4 separate regions of the Homo sapiens genome follow, and regions 2, 3 and 4 are each linked to region 1. Evidence: chromatin loops called from intact Hi-C (ENCODE). Cell type or tissue: GM12878. All regions are shown on one strand.

The links. Hi-C counts contacts between places; a loop is a spot of excess contacts. Peaks named below come from ENCODE experiments on the same cell type or tissue, not always from the same donor. Only the 100,000 strongest peaks of a DNase experiment are listed, where the experiment ranks them.
Region 2: a loop joins it to region 1, with 7 times the contacts of the local background. A loop is called at or near these places in 1 of 110 quality-filtered maps.
Region 3: it touches region 1 in a loop (2.0-fold over the local background); 1 of 110 quality-filtered maps calls a loop at or near these places.
Region 4: a loop joins it to region 1, with 2.6 times the contacts of the local background. A loop is called at or near these places in 1 of 110 quality-filtered maps.

What each region holds. Positions count from the first base shown.
Region 1 is chr4:100,820,746-100,825,745 of GRCh38, reverse strand. The region is part of intron 2 of LINC01218 (long intergenic non-protein coding RNA 1218); the gene reads left to right. Among named protein-coding and RNA genes, the nearest start is that of LINC01217, 32 kb to the right of the region's middle. RefSeq lists enhancers at 997-1,166, 2,537-2,586. In GM12878, no CTCF peak of the experiment used is centred here; DNase peaks (open chromatin) are centred at 1,995 and 2,125; H3K27ac peaks cover 2,125 bases.
Region 2 is chr4:101,011,870-101,016,869 of GRCh38, reverse strand. No RefSeq gene overlaps it. Among named protein-coding and RNA genes, the nearest start is that of LINC01218, 130 kb to the right of the region's middle. RefSeq lists an enhancer at 2,305-2,354. In GM12878, no CTCF peak of the experiment used is centred here; DNase peaks (open chromatin) are centred at 819, 2,239 and 3,049; H3K4me3 peaks cover 379 bases; H3K27ac peaks cover 341 bases.
Region 3 is chr4:101,138,891-101,143,890 of GRCh38, reverse strand. All of the region lies in intron 2 of PPP3CA (protein phosphatase 3 catalytic subunit alpha), which reads left to right. Among named protein-coding and RNA genes, the nearest start is that of MIR8066, 99 kb to the left of the region's middle. RefSeq lists an enhancer at 2,468-2,617. In GM12878, no CTCF peak of the experiment used is centred here; a DNase peak (open chromatin) is centred at 2,420.
Region 4 is chr4:100,720,716-100,725,715 of GRCh38, reverse strand. No RefSeq gene overlaps it. Among named protein-coding and RNA genes, the nearest start is that of LINC01216, 48 kb to the right of the region's middle. In GM12878, no CTCF peak of the experiment used is centred here; a DNase peak (open chromatin) is centred at 2,605.

The sequences.
Region 1 (5,000 bases):
GGTGACTCCCCCTTACTTGTAGCTCCTCCATCTTTACCATATAATTCTCAGGTTTCTATGGAAAAGGAAAGAACGTGGGATTGAATATGCTGAGTGTTAATGGGCCAGCCCTCATGGTAGCAAAATCTTTTTTCCTCACACATTCTACTTTATTTAGTTACGTGGCCACACCAACATGCAAAGGTGGCTTCCCATCTAGTCTCTAGTTGTGTGCCCAGGAAAAGAAGAAATAAGTTTGGTGATTTGGTGAAAAAGCAAGATACACATAGAAACAGTCTCCCAAGAATTGTGAAGAATATGCATGATAATGTATGAGAATGTGACACACAGTTAATGCTTAATAAACATAGTATTATGATGATGGTGCCAACCAAAAATTTTATATAATAATTTTCAAAACTAAAAGTCTAGATTAGTATTCATAGTATTTCAGTTGCCGCAGGTGAAAATCAATGTTTCATGAGTAGTAATTCAGAAATGATAACAGAAGCTCAACTTTATCAGGCATGCCATATGACAGATACTGTAGTAACATTTACATGAAAACTCTCTCAAGGCTGGGCACGGTAGCTCATACCTGTAATCCCAGCACTTTGGGCAGGAGGATCTCTTGAACTCAGGAGTTCAAGACCAGTGCCTGGGCAACATAGAGACCCTGTTTCTACTTAAAAAAAAATTAGCTAGGTGTGGTGGCACATACCTGTAGTTCCAGCTACTCAGGAGGCTGAGGCAGGAGAATCACTTGATCCCAGGAATTGGAGGCTGCAGTGAGCTATGATTGTGCCATTGCATTCCAGCCTCCATTACAGAGTGGGATCCTGCCTCAAAAACAAACAAACAAACAAACAAACAAACAATCTCTCTCAGGTATAAGTGACAGTTAGGCAGTAAGTGACAGAGTTGTGACAGACAGTAAGTGATGAGTATCAGCACACTCACTGCTATTCTCTAGACTGGTCAGCCTCCCCATAAGCTCAAAGTGTAAGGAATTGTGCTCACTTCCTAGCTGAGTGATCTCAGAGCCAGAGGTGTTTTAAGTTAGTCAGAATTATCCAGGTATGTTTCTAACATCTATGTGAATGCAAGGTAGAAAGGCATAGGCCTTTGTTTATAGAAATCTACAAACTGCAATGACATGAGCAGAAATATGCTGTTGAGAACATGCTTCAAACATATGTATCAGATGTAAGTGTGGTTGAATACTTCTTTGATAAATTAATCATGTTCCCCATTTACTTCTTTATTTTTTCCTAATTCAGGTAGGAAATTAGTTCTATTTAAATGCTTCAGCTCAAGGCTGAGGCAAGGTAGAAATCAGAGGTAGATTTCTAATCTCTCAGGTTCTTTCATTCCAAAAGCATTTAAGCCCTTAGTGGACCTAAGCAAAAATGGAGGAAATGTTTAGGACAAACGTTAGAAAGAGGCTAGGGCCCACACAGAGTAGAAACTAAAAATTCCTATGAGCTGGAAAGAGGAGACAGGGGGTAGGTAATGGGAATAGAAGGATTGCTGTCTCCAAAGGAGTGGAAACCTCAGTTCTGTTTACTAGGCAGGTTCCCAGAACAGCAGCTAGATTGACAGTTTGTCAGGAGGCCTATACAGATGAGACCATAGACAGCCTCACAAAGATTTCTTGTATCTCAAGCTTGTATAGGAGCAACACACTGGAGTGCTTCTCAAATCTAATGTGCATATCAATCAACTGGGAATCTAATTAAAATGCAAACACTGATTCAGGAGGCCTGGATTGGAGCCCAAGATTTTGCATTTCTTTCAAGCTCCCAGGTGTAACAAAGCTGCGCACTTAGAATAGCAATGGTCTAGAGTGTCACCCGACTTAAATAGGCAACATGGACAGGAAAAAGCACCTAGGAGTTGTGTATGAGCTGAGTCATCCTCTGCAGACTGTTCAAATATCATTTGAGTCAACACCATCCAATACTTCATTCAAGAGCCTGGTGCAAGTCAGTTTCCCCTTGGTTCACTCTTTCCTGTGTCAACAGCCACTACCATCACCAGTGACATGCAACAGAGTTCAAGGTCATTAGAATCCTGAGCTTTTGCTCCACCCTCATCTGACTTATTCCATACGAACACCATCAGGACATGCTTCTGTGACACTCTTATGCCCAAACAAAGGAGCATAAAGCATTGAAACTCCAGTGAGTGGCAGTGATGGTGGAAGTCCCCCACACTCATACTAGTAAAGCAATCCCCAAACCATAGTGAGCCACAAGAATAAAGCACTGGCTCAACGGACCAGGGTTTGCATTGTGGCTTATACCTACCAACTTGCCAGGTAGGTAATCTTGAGAAATATGTTCAATATTACTAAACTTCATTTACTTCATTAGTAAAATGGGGTTTTTGTAAGAAGTAAATGAGGGAACATTTCAGGTTCTTTCTACATGGTATGAGTGACAGCTGAGTCAAATGAGTCAGTGAGGGAATGAGTTAGATGATACCCAAGGTCTTCTTAAAATAGTTTAGAGAAGGCTTTTTTGACAACTCCAGTGATTAATCTCAGAGGTATGTTCAGTCAGTTTAGTTTGCAAGATGTAGAATTCCTTTCAAAAAGGCATAAAGGCATTAAAGGGGGGGCCACTTGCAAGCCTTATTTCTCTATCAATGAAACTTTTGTCTCTCATCCTACCTTTGCCTTGAGGCTACTTATCTGTAAAACAAGTTCCCTTTTTACTTCAGCTATGTAGTTCAAAGTCAAGACTATTTCCCTTAGTAACCTTGATCTAAAGGAAAGTAATTACTTGATATCAAGGCTGTCTTATGATTCAGATTTAAACAAATCAGATCTAGACAAAATTGCCAATAAATAGTGTTTCTTGAATCTCTGGAACACATTCTCTTGAACCTGCTCCTTCTCTGTTTCTGTGCATGCAGCACTTTGCTCAACAGATTCTGTCACATTTGGTCTAGGGAAGATGTATTTTGTCATAGATGCACAATCACTGACATACTCAAAGGGGTATTAAAAAAATTTGCAATTTTCTCATTACATGAATAAGTTTAAAAAGTGGCTACAGGGAGAGGATCAGCAACAAACATGGCATCAGTGGAGAATCCTATGAGCTAGTTTTTTCTTTTTCTTTTTCTTTTTCTTTTTTTTTTTTGAGACAGAGTCTAGCTCTGTCACCCAGGCTGGGGTGCAGTGGCTCAGTCTCAGCTCACTGCAACCTGTACCTCCTCGGGTTCAAGCAATTCTCCTACCTCAGCTTCCCAAGTAGCTGAGATTACAGGTGTGTGCCACCACGTCCGGCTAATTTTTTTGTATTTTTAGTGAAGACAGGGTTTTGCCATGTTGGTCAGGCTGGTCTCGAATTCCTGACCTCAAGTGACCCGCCCACCTTGGCCCTTCAAAGTGCTGAGATTACAGGCGTGAGCCACCGCATCCAGCCAACTGAGCTAGTATTTCTAATGAAGTACATTTCTAATGAGACATTAGAGACATGAGACATTTCTAATAAGACATTAGAAATGTCTCATTTTCTCCTTTTCTAAGGGAGCATAGGACATTTGCAACAACAACATTAGTGACTATGCAAATTAAACTTTCTTATACCATACTAAGGAAGGGAATACTTTAAACGTTTTCATTTATAACAACAGCAATAGCTACACCAGCAATGGCCATTTACTAATTGTTAGTTATGGTCCAGGCACTATGCTAAGTCCTTTAAATGTAACATCTGGTTCAATGCTCACAAAATTCTTGCAGAGGTAGCACTAAAAGCATATTACATTTTCTCCATGAAACATTCACTAATTTCCTCAAGTTACCATACAATTTTAACTTAATAATATTGTTAGTAGCTAACATTTATTTAGTGCTTACTATGTGAGAATCTTTGTGTTAATGTGTCATATTTTTCCTACAAACCAAAAGCTCCATGAGGTTAGATATTTTTCTCTCCTATTTTTTACTGTTGTATTATTAACAATGATAACAGTTCCAGTCATGGAGCAGATACTTGATAAATATTTACTGAATGAATGAATGAATGAATGAATCTCACGATACCTTTTTATTTTACAAGTGACAAAAATTTAAAAATAGAGTTAAATAATTAGACCAAGGCCACATAGCTAGTAAGAAGTGAAAATATGAACCCAGTCTGACTTCAATTATTCATATTTAGCCACCATTTCATACTTCTGATGGTATAATTGGTGTAATTAAGTGTATAACTATGATAGATAAAACTCTATATGTCCAGGAGTGCTGAGATGATGCTTGAATGGCTTATGTGATCAAAGTCTTTGTAGTTTGCCTGCAGTTTTTTTGTTGAGATCTTGAGTTTTGAGTGATGTGCTGAAGGAGCAAGGGGCATAGTTTTATGAAAAAGGAATAGGAAAGACATTCCTGAGAGAAGAGAGTAAGTACAAATGGGCCCAAATTCAGAAACTGGACTTGTGTCTGGGTATTAAGGAAGCTTGTATAACACAAGAGACAGATCCAAATGTGAGTAGAGAAGAAGAAGCATAACTGAAAATGGATGTGCCAAAAAGAACTTTCTTCATGATTAAGAATTTAGAAGGAGCATAAGGAATGACTGAAGTCAGCTGTAGGCTTTTAGTCCAGGAAACAGTATTATCACACTACATTTAAGAAAATGGTTTCTGTGGTTATGTGCAGCATAAAGTTTTGAAGGTAGAGATGCAGTTAGAAAGTTTTAGTGGTAGACTAAAATCCAAGGTGATTAAAATCTTTGCTGTAATTGTGTCTTGAAAATGGAAATGATGACATCTAGAGAAATGTTTCAGAAAAAAACAAACAAAAAAAACCCTGCAGGCCCTTTCCTTGGCTTGGATATTGGGTGCGACATAGAACTTTCTTAGCATTAATGTAATATCAGTACTTTGCTTTCTAAGACACGATAGAGAGGGTATATTCTTCACCAAGGGTTACATGAATAGGAGGAGATCAGTTTGACCAGTTATGGGTCACAAAGCTGGCATGTGCAATGGCCAGAATGCGGTTCATT
Region 2 (5,000 bases), 190 kb before region 1:
TCCCACTCCTAGATAGTTACCTTACAGAAATAAATACTTATGTTCACACAAAAACTTGTATACAAATATTTAGCTACATCACTCATAATTACCAGTCTGGAAATAACACAAATGTTCTTCAACAGACAAATGGATAAACACACTGTAGTACATCTATCCAATGGAATAGCAGTTAGCAATAACAATACTTTTTATGGGTTGAATTGTGCCCCCCCCCCATAAAAAGATACGTTGAAGTCCCCACCCCCAGTACCTCACAATGTGACCTCATTTAGAAATAGGGCCATTGAAAATGTAATTAGTTAAGAAGAGGTCATACTGTAATAGGGTGGCTTCCTAATTCAATATGACTGGTGTCCATATAAAAGGAGCCATATGAAAATAGACACATACATAGGAAGAATGCCATGTGGCAAAGAAAACAGATTTTAGTTATGTAACTGCCAGTCAAGGAACACAAATGGTTTCTGGCAAACCACCAGAAGCCAGGAAGAATCAAGAAAAGATGTCAAGAGTGAGCACAGCCCAGTTGGCACCTTAATTTCAGACTTGTGGTCACCAGCCTCCTGAGAAAATGAATTTGTGTTGTTTTAAGCCACCCAACCTTTGATAGTTTGTTACAGCAGCCCTAGGAAACTGATACACTAATGCTACATAAAATAACCTAATGCCTCAAAACACATTATGTTAAGTGGAGGAAGTATGAAGAATTGTGAAGTGTCTGAGGCTTTATCTTGCTTCAGAGTTAACAATTTTGCCCACCACAGTGTCATAGATGCTGACAGAAAACAAGAGACTCCTGGGTCAGAGACAACTTAATTACTCACAGCACAGCAGCCAGCATGTGCTTCATGATTCAGTCAGTTCCTCTAGTCCCCAACCCATGGGCACAATGCAGTGGCAGACTCAGATGAACATGAGTTTTTGTCACAGCTGAGGAACTCTACCTTAGAAAACCCACAGCCGGCCAGGCACGGTGGCTCACGCCTGTAATCCCAGCACTTGGGGAGGCCGAGACGGGCGGATCACGAGGTCAGGAGATCGAGACCATCCTGGCTAACATGGTGAAACCTCGTCTCTACTAAAAATACAAAAAATTAGCCGGGCGTGGTGGCCGGCGCCTGTAGTCCCAGCTACTCGAGAGGCTGAGGCAGGAGAATGGCGTGAACCTGGGAGGCAGAGCTTGCAGTGAGCCAAGATCATACCACTGCACTCCAGCCTGGGGGACAGAGCGAGACTCCGTCTCAAAAAAAAAAAAAAAAAAAAGACAACTCATAGCCTTGGCCAGCCAGGCACGGTGGCTCATTCTTGTAATCCCAGCATTTTGAGAGGCTGAAGCCGGTGAAGCACTTGAGGTCAGGAATTTGAGACTGACCTGGCCAACATGGTGATAGCCTGTCTCTACTAAAAATGCAAAAACAATTAGCCAGGTGTGGTGGCAGGTGCCTGAAATCCCAGCTACTCAGGAGACTGAGGCAGGAAAATCGCTTGAAGCTGGGAGGTGGTGGTTGCAGTGAGTTGAGTTGGCACCATTGCACTCTAGCCTGGGCGACAGAGCGAGATTCCACCTCAGAAAAAAAAAAAAAAGGAAAAAGAGAAAGAAACCTCCCCCCGCACCGCCCCAGCCTTATAAAAGGAGCTCCAGCAATTATGCCCAATGTTTGCCTCAAAAGAAGACAGTACCTCTATCTTAACAAACATCCTTGAAACTATCATAGAAAACGGCCTCAAAAGGACAGCCCAGAACAAAAGCTACCACAAGATGTGTGGAAACATGATGAAGAGTTGACCCAAACAGAAGTCACTCTCGAAAGATTACTTAGTATAAGATTCCATTTTCATGACATTCTGGAAAAGGCAAAGCTATTGTGACAGGTTACATGGGCAAATGATTCTCAGGAGTTCTGGTGGGGGTAAAGGTCAAAGAGAAAGGATGAAGGAATTTTGGAGTGTGATGGAACTATTCTTTTACTTGGTTGTGGTGGTGGTTCTATCAATCTATACATGTGTTAAAACTCAGAAATGTACATCGAAACTACCGCTAGTTTTAATGTATATAAATTTAAATGTTAAGAAATTAATAAAAACTAAATACTAATAGATAAAAAATATTTGTTTTAAAAAGAAGACATTGAATCTGAAAGGGTTACACTTACGGTTCTAATCATTCTTTCTTTTTCTAGTTCACTAATAGTTTCTAAAATGCTGCTTTCATTTAAGGGATCAATGGTCACAGACAGCCTGGTATGAATCATTTACACCAGCCTAGGAAAGTTCATGTGTACATGTCCACAGGAAACACACACAATACGTCTTTGAGAATTAGAAGACAAACATTAGTATTTTAATGTCTGATGCTGACATTTGCTCAATTTAAGAGGAATGAGTCTTCAGGGAAAATGGTTCTCCAATTGTACCAAATTCCAATTAATTTCAAGCAACCAGTTATACGATCTATTTCTTTAAAAAATAAAGTTTTAACCTGACCTCCTTGGCTGAATCAGAAGACCAGACTTTTCCTGCCAATATGTAGGCATTTTTCATTTTAAAAATGAAATGGAATGCTACATTATACCTGACCTCTTTTTCCATCACAAACCAGGTCATCTGCGCTGAAACCCTTTTTTCCCCCCTTCAATTTTAATTTATTTTCCAGTGTTCTTTTCTTGTAAAGAACATTTTAACTTTAAACTCTTCTCAGAGTATGTCCTAAGGCATAGCTGATACTTTGGGGAACCAGCATAGAAGGTGGCTAATTAATCTCATAACAAATGTTTTTGACCTCCTATTACCAAAGCTTTTTGCATGGAGTAGATATTATGTGTAAAATGAGCCACTTAGGTCATAAATATAGTAGCTAAAAAAAGGATAGAATGTTGCTGTGTTTAATTTAGCACATAGGTCCAGCTTCTCATCTATGACTTGTTTTACAACTACAACAATTAAAGCAATTTCCTCAGGTTTTTCAGCTCTTAAAAAAAGGTAGTAGAGAAAAATTAATTATACTACTGCACATAGAAAGTCACCTGAAAACACGAAGTTAATTGTTCTTGCTTCCAGATGTTTCTCCTCAAATCTTCTGACACTTTTATTTTCCTTTGGGTTCTGGAGGCCAGTTTCCTTGAGTCATTCCAATCCATCCTCCCCACAGCTGTGCCACATGCAGCCCTGACAGGAAAGAGACATCCGAGAGTCACACTTTCTTTCTTTTTCTTTTTTTTTTTTTTTGAGACAGAATCTCGCTCTGTCACCCAGGCTGGAGTGCAGTGATGCGATCTGGGCTCACTGCAAGCTCTGCCTCCCGGGTTCACACCATTCTCCCACCTCAGCCTCCCAAGTAGCTGGGACTACAGGCGCCCGCCACCATGCCCGGCTCATTTTTTGTATTTTTTTAGTAGAGACGGGGTTTCACAGTGTTAGCCAGGATGGTCTCAATCTCCTGACCTTGTGCCGCCCGCCTCAGTCTCCCAAAGTGCTGGGATTGCACCTGGCAGAGGCACACTTTCTATCTATCACCTGCTTGCAACCTTAAGCTGTCTGGCATAATTTTATTTTCTTTTGTCATTCTAATTTTATTTATAATATCTGTATATTAATTCCTGCATTTTTATTATTCAACACAGCCAAACAATTTTGGCCAAAGCTATTGTGAGTACAATTACAAACAAAATATTTAAGAAGCAGAATTGCTCATATGACCAACTGTGACTAGGCTCCATTTTAATGATGAAAAAGTTTGGTCGCTCAGTTGTCTGAAGACACTCAGAGAAATAATGAAAATGGGATGCCAGGTCTAAGACTTTGCTTTCTAGCTCACTGCTTATTGAGGGAAAGACTGGAGCAAACCATTTTGGCAGTGAAGTGGAATACGTCTTTAGAAATGAAAATTGAAAAAGTGCAAATTCCTAGCAAAAATCTCCAGTCAGAAGCCACAGCTTCTTCTCTTAGGTAAGTATTGTTTAATCCGAACCCTGGAAGAACAAATTACTGCTGTTACCAAACAGAGTTTGAAGCAATCTCCTGGTCTGCCTCTTTAACATTTATCAGGACTTGGCAGCTCTATCCTATTCAAGTACAGCCTTTTGGCCATCACTGTCAGTCTGCTCCACCATCTTCTCTCCACCTTACCTGCATCCTAAATAACAGACTTTCTTTTTGCCTTCTTACAGTTTTTCAATGTTATTCCCTGAAATTACCTTTCTCCAGTTTGCCCAGTGTATTTTAAAAGGGATTTTATGACTCCCATCTTTCCCAGTGAACCATTGCTGCTTCTATTCCAATAGAGATAAACATTACTTTTTTTATTTAGCTACTAAGAGTTTTCAAGTTACACTCCAATCAAATTTTATTTTAGTTGATCTCATGTCATATGAAATCAAGATGGTTGCCAGAGTTGAGTATGCACATTAACATGCAAGCTATTTAAAGAACACCCAGGTTCTTCCTCCAACTAGGTGCTTAATACATATCTGTTGAATGAATGAATGAATCACAACTAGCCTCTACTATCATATGGGAAATATATGATATACTAAACATAATTTACAATTCATTCCTTAGGAACTTGAATTTGGATCTAGCCAGAAGTGAGTGAGGGGGACTACAGTGTAATATATGGAATTTTCTAGCAGATGGGAATCCTCTGTGAAAGAAGGCAATGGTGGGTGTCCAATGGCCTGCTTATCAAACATTAGAAGAAAGAATGAAATGAGACAGAGAAATGCTATACAAAATTAACAGCAGTCTGGGAATTATGGAATGAAATACAGAATCCAGTCAAAAAGAAAGCATAAAAATGGATAACAAGTTCAAAATATAGAGCGTTTACCTGAAGATCAGAATGGCAACTGGTAGCTTATGAGCAGCTGAAAAGCCCAGAACACCAGGGACTTCTACTGTGAAGTGAATGTACAACTAAGAAAACAATTATCAGCTTGTAGAAGTCACCAAAAGGCATCAGCAGCGGGGTAGGAGACACTAGATGGGCTGTTGGACTCTGA
Region 3 (5,000 bases), 320 kb before region 1:
TGGATTCATTTTAAATCGGCTGAATATGAGCATTTTATGTGACACCTAAATGAAACCACCCAGTTGTAACAGCTGTTTGTAATTTCTCTGGAGTTCATTTGGGAGATCTGGTTTAGAGACACCACTCTGGAGCTATCATTGTGTAGACAGTGGTAAAATCATGCAAGTGGATGAGATTACAAAGCCAGGGATAATGCCTGCAATTAATGAAAAATCAAAGGAAGTGGGGCCACAGAGATTGAGAAAGAACAATAGTCTAGTGGAACCTGAGGAGAGGTGGACTCAAGAATACCTGCTGGGTTTGACAGTTAGGAAGTAACTGGTGCAATATGTCCATAGAAATGGAATAGAATGGCCTGGGACAAGGCCATTATGATTATAGTGAATCAAGAGTGATTAGGGAGAGTGAGGAAAAGGAAGATACTCAGGGTGGACTAGTCTTTCAGGTAGCTTGACTGAGGAGCTATATGACAGTAGCAACAGAGAATGAGAGAGACAAGGGAAAACTTTATGACCATGGAAGACATTCAAGTGTTTATAGGCAAAGGGAAAGAAACCATTTGAAAAGAAGTTAGAAATAGAAGAAAGGGAGTAAATAATTGATGATGGAGTGTGATCCTTGAGAAAATAGTCATGAGAATACTAGCAGACTGATTAGCTTTAGGTAGGAATAAAGACCTTCTGAGACCATAAGGAAAGAAAAAGTATGAAGATAGAAAGGGTGACGTGACATAGGAAGTAGAGAACCAGAAAACAGAGAATGTGGATCCCAGCCCACTTTCTCTCTTACTTGTGTGGTAGAAATTAAACTATGTGCTGAAAGTGAAGGCTAAGGAGAAACCTGGAGATGGTATAGAAACCTCCTGAAAGGGTGGCTGGGAAAGAGAACTGACCAGAGACATGGCAAAAAGTAGAGTGAGATCAGCACAGGGATTAAGGTATATAGCCAAAGAGGCCTTGCACAGTCCAGTTCCAGAAAATGCCACTCCTCACTTGAGTATTGTTGCCTCCCTGATCATTAAATATTAGCAAAAATACTGTAAAATGATGGAATCCCCAGCTGCCTTGCTGTGGAAAAATGGATTCTACAAGATGTTTACCAAGTTTGTTTCCAGTGTCTATTTTCTTACCTGAATTAATTATGACAGTTGTTTTTAAAGGTTTACTTTGTTTTAAGAAAAGAAGGGAAGCCAGGCTCAGTGGCTCACACCTCTAGGTCCCAGCTACTCAGGAGGCTGAGGTGGGAGGATCGCTTGAGCCTGAAAGTTTGAATCCAGCCTGGACAACATAGTAAAACCCTGTGTCTACAAAAAAGCTGGGGCGGGTGGGTGGAGTAGGTTGTGAGGGTTAAAGGAGGTTATGCATGTAGGGTGCATTGTATAGTGTTGGTCCCATAATTGACACTCAGTGATTGATAGATATTATCATTATTGTTGTTGCTATTCATTCTGAAAGTCTATAATGTAGCTTTGGGCTGTATTTAGCTTTCCTCTTTCTCACTGTCTCCACTACTCTGCCGATATCACGATTTTCTTATCTTTTCTGATTCACTAAGCAGCTCTTCCTTGTATGTCAAAGTCAGGTATAGACAAATAGTTATCCTATTTCCTCAAGCTCCTGGGGATGAGATTTACAGGAAGTCCAATTTAGTATTTATAAAATGCTTACTTCTGTACAGATAATTAAAATGCTATTCAGGAAGGCAAAGTCTACCGTTTCTAGTATACTTTGCTTCCATGCTAATTTTTGGTTGGTGTCTTTAATTGTATTATGTATTATTTTTATCCAAACAGATAATTTGTGGTAGACCACAATAACTTCTTCTTTTTTTTTTTTTTTTACCTTGTTTCCTCCTCTAAATGGTGTGAAATGCTTGACGATTGGAGTGCCTTTTCCTATCATCCTCCATTGACATGCTAATGTTAAGTTTTATTGTACCGCAACTAAGTGGAATCTGAGATTATATTTACCACTTTGTGTTATAAGTGTAAGTTCAGCCTTTGTATCACCCATCCTATACATTCATTCGTTCACTCAATTAAGAAACTTTTTGAGGCAGTCACTGATTAATAAGTCAGGATGCAGGAGTGAACAGTCTCCGTTCTTGGGAAGCTGTGTTCTAGTAGGGAGAGACAAAGAAACTGGTAAATTTAAAGAATACAAAATAAGTGAGGTTGTAACAAGTGCTGTGAAAGAATATTAAAGAAGAGATAGAAAGTGTCAGGTAGGAAATACAAGAGATGGGGATCAGGGAAGACCTTTCTGAGGAAATAACTCTTCAGTAGGGTACTCAATAAATAAAGAGGAGAGCAGAGGACATGTTTAAGGGGAATAATTCTGTAGGTAAAGGAAGTGCAAAGGACGTGAGGTAAGAATTGGCCTGGTATTTTTAGGAGAGCATGACCACTGTGGCCGAAGCAAAATTAATGACTAGGAGAGAGGGAAGCTGTGGTTAGAGAAGGAGTGGGGGCCATAACACAATTCAAATATGACACTGCAGGGGTTTTTTGTTTGTTTTTTTGAGATAGTGTCTCTCTCTTTTGCCCAAGTTGGCATGCAGTGGCGTGATCTGGACTCACTGCAACCTCCACCTCCTGGGTTCAAGCAATTCTCCTGCCTCAGCGTGTCAAGTAGCTGTGATTACAGGCATGAGCCACCACGCCCAGCTAATTTTTGTATTTTTAGTAGAGGCGGGGTTTCACCATTTTGGTCAGGCTGATCTCGAACTCCTGACCTCAAGTGATCCACCCACCTCGGCCTCCCAAGGTACTGGGAGCCACCATGTGTGGCCCACTGCAGGGTTTTGAGCAGAGAAATAAAACATTGGTTTTATGGTATCTTTAGATTTTAAGTATTATTTCTGTCTCCATTATGTTTTAGCCTCTTTTTTGACTCATGAGCAAGTAATCAAAATGATTCAGTATTCTATGAAATGTACTACTAGTGAAAAGTATCTCATAGATAATTTAAGCTCAAATCCCCACTAATTTACTTTATGTGGGTAGAATACTAAAAACAGATAATATTGTTTCTGTTAAATTCAATCATGTGACTCAAAGAAATGAGTGTCTGTGGATGGAGAGACAGAATCATAATTCTGTTACTGTGTACACATATTGGGAATGCTTTTGACACCTGCAGTCATTCTGCATGATAATTCTAATATCATTTCTCTTTGTCCATAACACAATGTTTATAACTTGGTCACAGATACATTTGACTTTTGCCAAAAATGACTTCAAAAAAAGGACTTTGAGTTTCTTCTTCTTAAGTAAAAATATAAACATATTAGGGCCCAATTTTTCATCTTATTCTGAATCACATAGGTAATGCATCTTACCCAGAGAAGATAATACTGATAAAGGAAAGAAGAGGGGAAAAGAAAGTGTCCTCAAGGCCTAATATTGCATGACTAATCTTCTAAGTGCTGCTGAGGAGAGCTGATCAAATCTCCCAGCACTTCCCTGTCATTACAGGGCCCAGTGTTTGCATAGGGCATGCACTGGGCTGCTGAGATCTGTGTCTTGAAAGGCCAGTATCTTGAAAATGATAATATTATTAAGTCATTAGTGCTGAATTCTGCACTCAGAACTCAGCATGGATATACACTAAAATCTAGTTTAATTTGAAGAGTAAATTGCAAAGAGAAATATAGGATGAGTTCCACTTTAAAACTGACAAATGAGTGTTTTCACAAGTAATCTCCTTTAGGAAACTGAGAGTGATGTTTGGACAATTATGAATTACCTTTTAAAAATTGCTATGTAAATTATTCATTAATAGTTTAGAGAATTTTTATGCTAATCATTCACTTCTAGTCATAATACTATTCTAGTAAAATATGAAAGTGCTATGCAGAATTAGTTGGGAAAGCAATGTAAAAGAGATAATTTGTTACCAACAGCTAAAATTGTATGGTAATGCCTTTTTGCCACATGGCTTAAAAATACCCGGAAAAAAAAAAGATTTTAAAGACTTCAGGTGAATTTAACTGTATTGTTCTATTTACTCTAGCATATCTTTTCAAGTAGTAATAGTTGTTGCAGTGGATTTACACCCCAAGCCAATAGAAAAAAGAGTTAAGGTTCTCAAAGCCTTTTATCTTTTGTGTTATTTATTGAGTAGTTACAGGACAAAAGCACACAAGCAAACCCAACAAACAGCAACAACGACAAAAAAAAAAAAAAAAAAAAACACAAAAAAAACCCTCAAAAGTCACTTTGGGTAGAAGATCCATTCCACTTTGTAAATTTATCAGGACTCTGTTCATGTTCACTCTTTCCTGGCATATACCCAAAGCACTGTTTCCACATCTGTCATATTCTTTTAGGGGTCGAATAAAGTATTTGTGAGCTCCCACAATGTACAGATGCAAGGCATAATCTGGGTACTTAGAGGACACAGAAAGGCTGTCTTTGTCTTCTGAATGTCTGCATAAATTTGTATGAACATTAGTAGGAGTTAAAAGAATCCTGGGCTTGACCCTATCACTGGTCAGCCAAAATACCTTTAATGGGTTGTCCTTTTTTTTTTTTTTTTTTTTGAGACGGAGTCTCACTCTGTCACCCAGGCTTGGAGTGCAGTGGTGGGATCTCAGCTCCCTGCAAGCTCCGCCTCCTGGGTTCACACCATTCTCCTGCCTCAGCCTCCCTAGTAGCTGGGACTACAGGTGCCTGCCACCACACCTGGCTAATTTTGTTTTTGTATTTTTAGTAGAGACGGGGTTTCACTGTGTTAGCAGGATGGTCTTGATCTCCTGACGTTGTGATCCACCTGCCTCAGCTTCCCAAAGTGCTGGGATTACAGGAGTGAGCCACCATGCCCGGCCTAGTTTCCTTAAACTGTTTACATAAATTAAAATACTTGGATTGTTTACTGTTTTATTTGAGGATTAAGGAAAATAGTATATGTGAATGTTTTCTTAAAAAGTGTTTTTCACATGTTAGGTTTTCATAATATTTTGACATTATTTATATCACTTCAATTTCATATATTTGTCA
Region 4 (5,000 bases), 100 kb after region 1:
GTGAATGTGTCTTGTGCATTTTAAAATAATTGTTTTATACATTTGTTGCATATAATGTTTTATAAATGTGAATTAGGTCAAAGTGGTTAATAGCATTGTTCCTGTCTTCTTCAGACATTCTTGCTGATTTTTCATCTAGATGTTCTATTAATTATAATCAATCACTATTATACCAATTAGTGAAAGAGGGATGTTAAAATTTCCAGCTATAATGAAGATTTGTTTACTTTTCTTTCTAGATATCTCAGTTTTTAATTCAAGTTTTGAAATTCTATATTCAGGCTCATACACATCTATACCCTTCTGATTATTTTATCATTATAAAATGATCCACTTTATCTCTGGCAATACTCCTTATCTGATGTCTATTTTGTCTGTTATACTGATTCTATTTTTGTTATTTTTACTATTCAAATAATATATAAATATATATTTTCCCATCTGTTCATTCCTTTGACTCCTACCTTTACCTTTATATTTAGCTTACATCTCTTTTTTACAACATATAATTAGGTCTTGCTTCTTATCCAGTCTTACAAACATTGCTTTTCAATATGAATATTTAGTTCATTTTACTTCCTTCTCTTAGTTAATAATTTTCTAAATATTTCATTTTGATTACTCTATTGTGCTTTAAGTTACACCTCTTAGCATTTTTCAGTGTTTGCTGTAGGGATTACAATATAAATCCTAACCTATCACATTCTACTAAGTGTTAGTATTGTACCACATAAAGTATAAGAATTGTGCCACTGTATAGTTCCATTTGCTGAACCCATTTTTTGTACTAGTGCCATATATTGTGTGCATATATGATATCTATATGTTATAAACTCCATAGTAGGGTATTACAACATTTTTCTTAAAGAGGCATATATCTTTTAAATAAATTATTTAAAAAGTGTATTTCCTTACATATTTACCATATCTGTTGCTCTTCTTTACCTCCTGTAGATTCACATATCTATCTGGTGTCATTTCTCTGCATCCTGATGTAATTTACTTAGCAGTAAATTCTCAGTTTTGCTATCTAATAAATACCTATATTTTGGCATCATTTCCAGAGGATATTTTTGCTGACTATAAAATTCTAGGTTGACAGTTATTTTTCCTTTTCTTTCAGCACTGTAAAGATGTTTTTAGTGTCTTATGGCTTTTATTCTTTCTGATAAGTCAGTCATTGGTGTTACCACCTTCTTCCTTTATGGAATAAGTCATTTTTCTGGCTGCTTTCAACATTTTGTTACTTTAACATAATTCTTCAGTTTTCAGGATTTTGTCTGTGATATGGCTCCTTGTTTTCTTTGTTTTTAACTTGCTTGGGGTTTACTGAAGTTTTTGGATCTATAAATTGTTGTTTATCATCAGATTGGGGATATTTTTAATGAACAGTATTCAGATATTTTTCTGTCCTATTATCTCTCTGTTTTTCCTTGTAAAATTTGAATTACATATATGTTTGTGAGCTTGTTTTATCAGATTGGACAATTCTTTCGATATGTCTTCAAATTTACTGACATTTTCATTTGAGATATTATAATTTTAACTCCTAGGATTTTTATTTGATTGTTTTTAAATAGTGCTCATTTATCTGCTGTGATTTCCCATCTGTTTATTCATTTTTATAATATTTTCTTTGTCCATCCTTGAATATATTTATAATAACTGCTTTAAAGTCCTCATCTATATATTCCAACCTGTTAGAGTCAGTTTTACTGACTACCGTTTCCTTTTTCTCTTTCTTTTTTTTTTTTGAGACGGAGTCTCGCTCTGTTGCCCAGGCTGGAGTGCAGTGGCACCATCTCTGCTCACTGCAAGCTCTGCCTCCAGGGTTCACCCCATTCTCCTGCCTCAGCCTACCGAGTAGCTGGGACTATGGGCGCCCACCACCATGCCTGGCTAATTTTTTGTATTTTTAGTAGAGATGGGGTTTCACCGTGTTAGCCAGGATGGTGTCGATCTCCTGATCTCGTGATCCACCCGCCTTGGCCTCCCAAAGTGCTGGGATTACAGGCGTGAGCCACCACGCCTGACCCTGACTGCTGTCTTCTTGAAATAATGGGCCACACTTTCTGCTTTTCACATATTTAGTGATTTTTTTATTATATGCTGAATATTATAAATAATATATTATAGATACTTTGTATTCTGAAATCTGCTGCTAAAGAATGATTATTTTGATTTTAACAAGAAATTATCTTTGACTGCAATCAAACTCTGAATTCTGTAATGCCTGCTGTAAGTATCGGTTGAAATCTTGGCTCATTTATCTTACCCTTCTAGCTATAGCCTTAATTTCTCTTTGATGTCTCCTTCATGCATATGGAGTTCAAGGTTCAGCTTAGGACCTCGGCAGATAATATACAGCATTAAAAGCTTTTCTTCATTTGTCCTTTGATTTTCTAGCCATTCTGGCAGTTCCAAATTCTGTCCTCTGACTCATCAAGCCAGTAACAATATGGTCTTTCCTTGAACTTCAGCCTTGCCACACAGTAAGGACTGAGGTGTGCCCACAAGAGAAAAACTCTGCAAATGCAAGCTCACCCAGTCGTCTCCTTGTTTTAAGAGTTGACTCTCCTTCAGTACTTGATCACTTTCAATTACTCTTTAATGCCTTCAAATATTGAAAGTGTAACTACTAATAACTTTAAGTTTCACCTCTCAGTGACTGAAATCACTCAGACTTGTTTGCTAAAAGGGCAACAGTTCCTTTTTGGAACAAACCACATATGTCATATTTTCATAACAAGATGATATGCTAGAGAGAAAAGTCATTCTCTATGTTTGTCCCTTATGGCAGATAAAATTTTCATGGCTATACTTACGTGGGGCTAATAGATAATCCAAGGTAACATTCAGAGTCGCTGCCATGTGCTTGACACTGTACTAGGTTCTTAATGCAGGTTATTTCATTTAATTCCTGCAATTATCCAATAGGTGTAAGTATTATTATTGTCTTTATTGTATAGATGAGGAAACTGAGACTAAGATAAGTTTAATGAAGAGCTGTTACACAACTGCTAATTGGCAGAGTTAGAATTTAAAACCAAGGAATTTGCTTTCAAAGTAACCCACAATCCCGTTAGTTTAGCCCTGTCACTGCTGAAGGGATGTCTAGAAATGTCCAGAAATTCGCTTTTGGGCAAAGCTGGCAGTATAAAGTCCTTTCCTAAACAGAGTAGTTAGGTAATTTCTAAATTTTCTGTGCCTTCTCTGTGGCAAACACTTAATTCTGCTTGTACATTTAATTTTGATAACATCCCTGTGAGGCTAATGTTATTATTATTTCATTTCACAGACAAGAACACACTGTTCCTGAGAGGTTATATAACAACCCCACGGTCTGACTTTGATGGGAGTAGGACTAAGAACACAAATATCCCAGGCCTTATTAATTTCGTACTACCTCCTACTCCACAATACTGCCTCCTTTGTCCCAGGCTCCTCTCCAGATTTCACTTAACTTCATTGTTACACTCCAGTTTAATTCATAGTCATAGAAATGATGGCAAAGGCAGTAAAATGAGCTCCCCTTTCCCCTTGCAAAAAAAAGAAAATCAAAATCTTGTTAGTTATCTCTACTATTTTTAAATGGTGCCTGATACATTCTTTAACATGCTCCCTTTTCTTCTTTTTAAATTAAGTACACATTTAGGCTTAAAAGATAATACTTGAGATATTTTCAAATGCAGATGCCTTTTTCTGCATCACAACATTGGTTTACTTTATCTGAAAACATGAGCAAAGTCTCAGTGGCTTCCAAGGACATGAATTATTTAATATTTTACATTAGTTCATCTCATTTACTGGAGTGTCCCTGGGACATATTCATTTACACAGGAAGGATGTCAGGGGAAACATTTTAAAAACTGTAATAATAATAATAGCTAAATAGAAATCTGAAATTATTGTAAACCACCCTCTATTCTCAGATTACATTAAAGTGCATAGCCTATTTACAAAATTTTCATGAGGCTTTTAACTTGGCAGAGCTCATTCAAAATGTCCAAATTACTTATTTGCATCCTGCTCTGAATAAACTGACTAGATTCAATTACCTGATACCTCACTCTGAATCACTGTAATCCAGGTCTCTAGTTAATATACTCCTTCTGTTGTTGATTATCTCATTTTTCAAAAGCAAAATTATAAAATCAAGTCTTGATATGCATAAATTGAGTTTCCTCATATGTGCAATAATGTAGAGTCAGGGAAATTAACTTGAAGTAGATGGGAGTTAATTAGGAACTTCCCACCTGCCTCTTATTTATCTTTCATAGTTGTTACTAGTTTGTGCTCTGACCGTCCAGTGCATAGCCGTTTTCAGTTAAACCAGGAGAGTTGATTTCCTGTGTGTGTCCTTCTCATCACCACCCCAGGAACAGAGAATTGAAACTCTAGTCTGTTCAGTCTGTCATGGCAGATGATTTCCAAACCATCTGCTATCTCAGAAAACAATTCATTCTGACAAACCTCCCAGACAAGTCACCACTCTGATATTATACTTGAAGTCAACACAAAGATTAATAACCTGCCACAGCTAGCTGTCAAGCTTTTTGACTGAACAAAAATAGAGACTCCAGATTGTACTATTTGGCAAGATGTTCCAAATGTTAAGGTGAACTCCTGTGTTAATTCTTCATTAAGATGGGAAATGCCTGGAGAAATTATTAATAATACCAGTATTATCTTATCTAAAGGGGGCTATTAAATGGGAATTATCCTTTATCTATTATCCCAGAAAATCTTGTCAGGCCTTAATTAAGTCATCCATTAGCCTCTGCAAATGGACTGACTATATATTTACCTGAGAGACATAACAGTTTCTAGTCAGGCTCTGTAGAAAATTGAGTTTTTAAATTTTTTTCTTTTTTTTTTCCCCGAAGTGTGTTTTTTTCTCTTTGATGGAATGGAACAGAGAATACTCTCGTATGTTTTCCTTTGCTGGGGTACTACATTATTTCCAGTCACTAGATGATTTTAATTCAATTTTAAGTTTT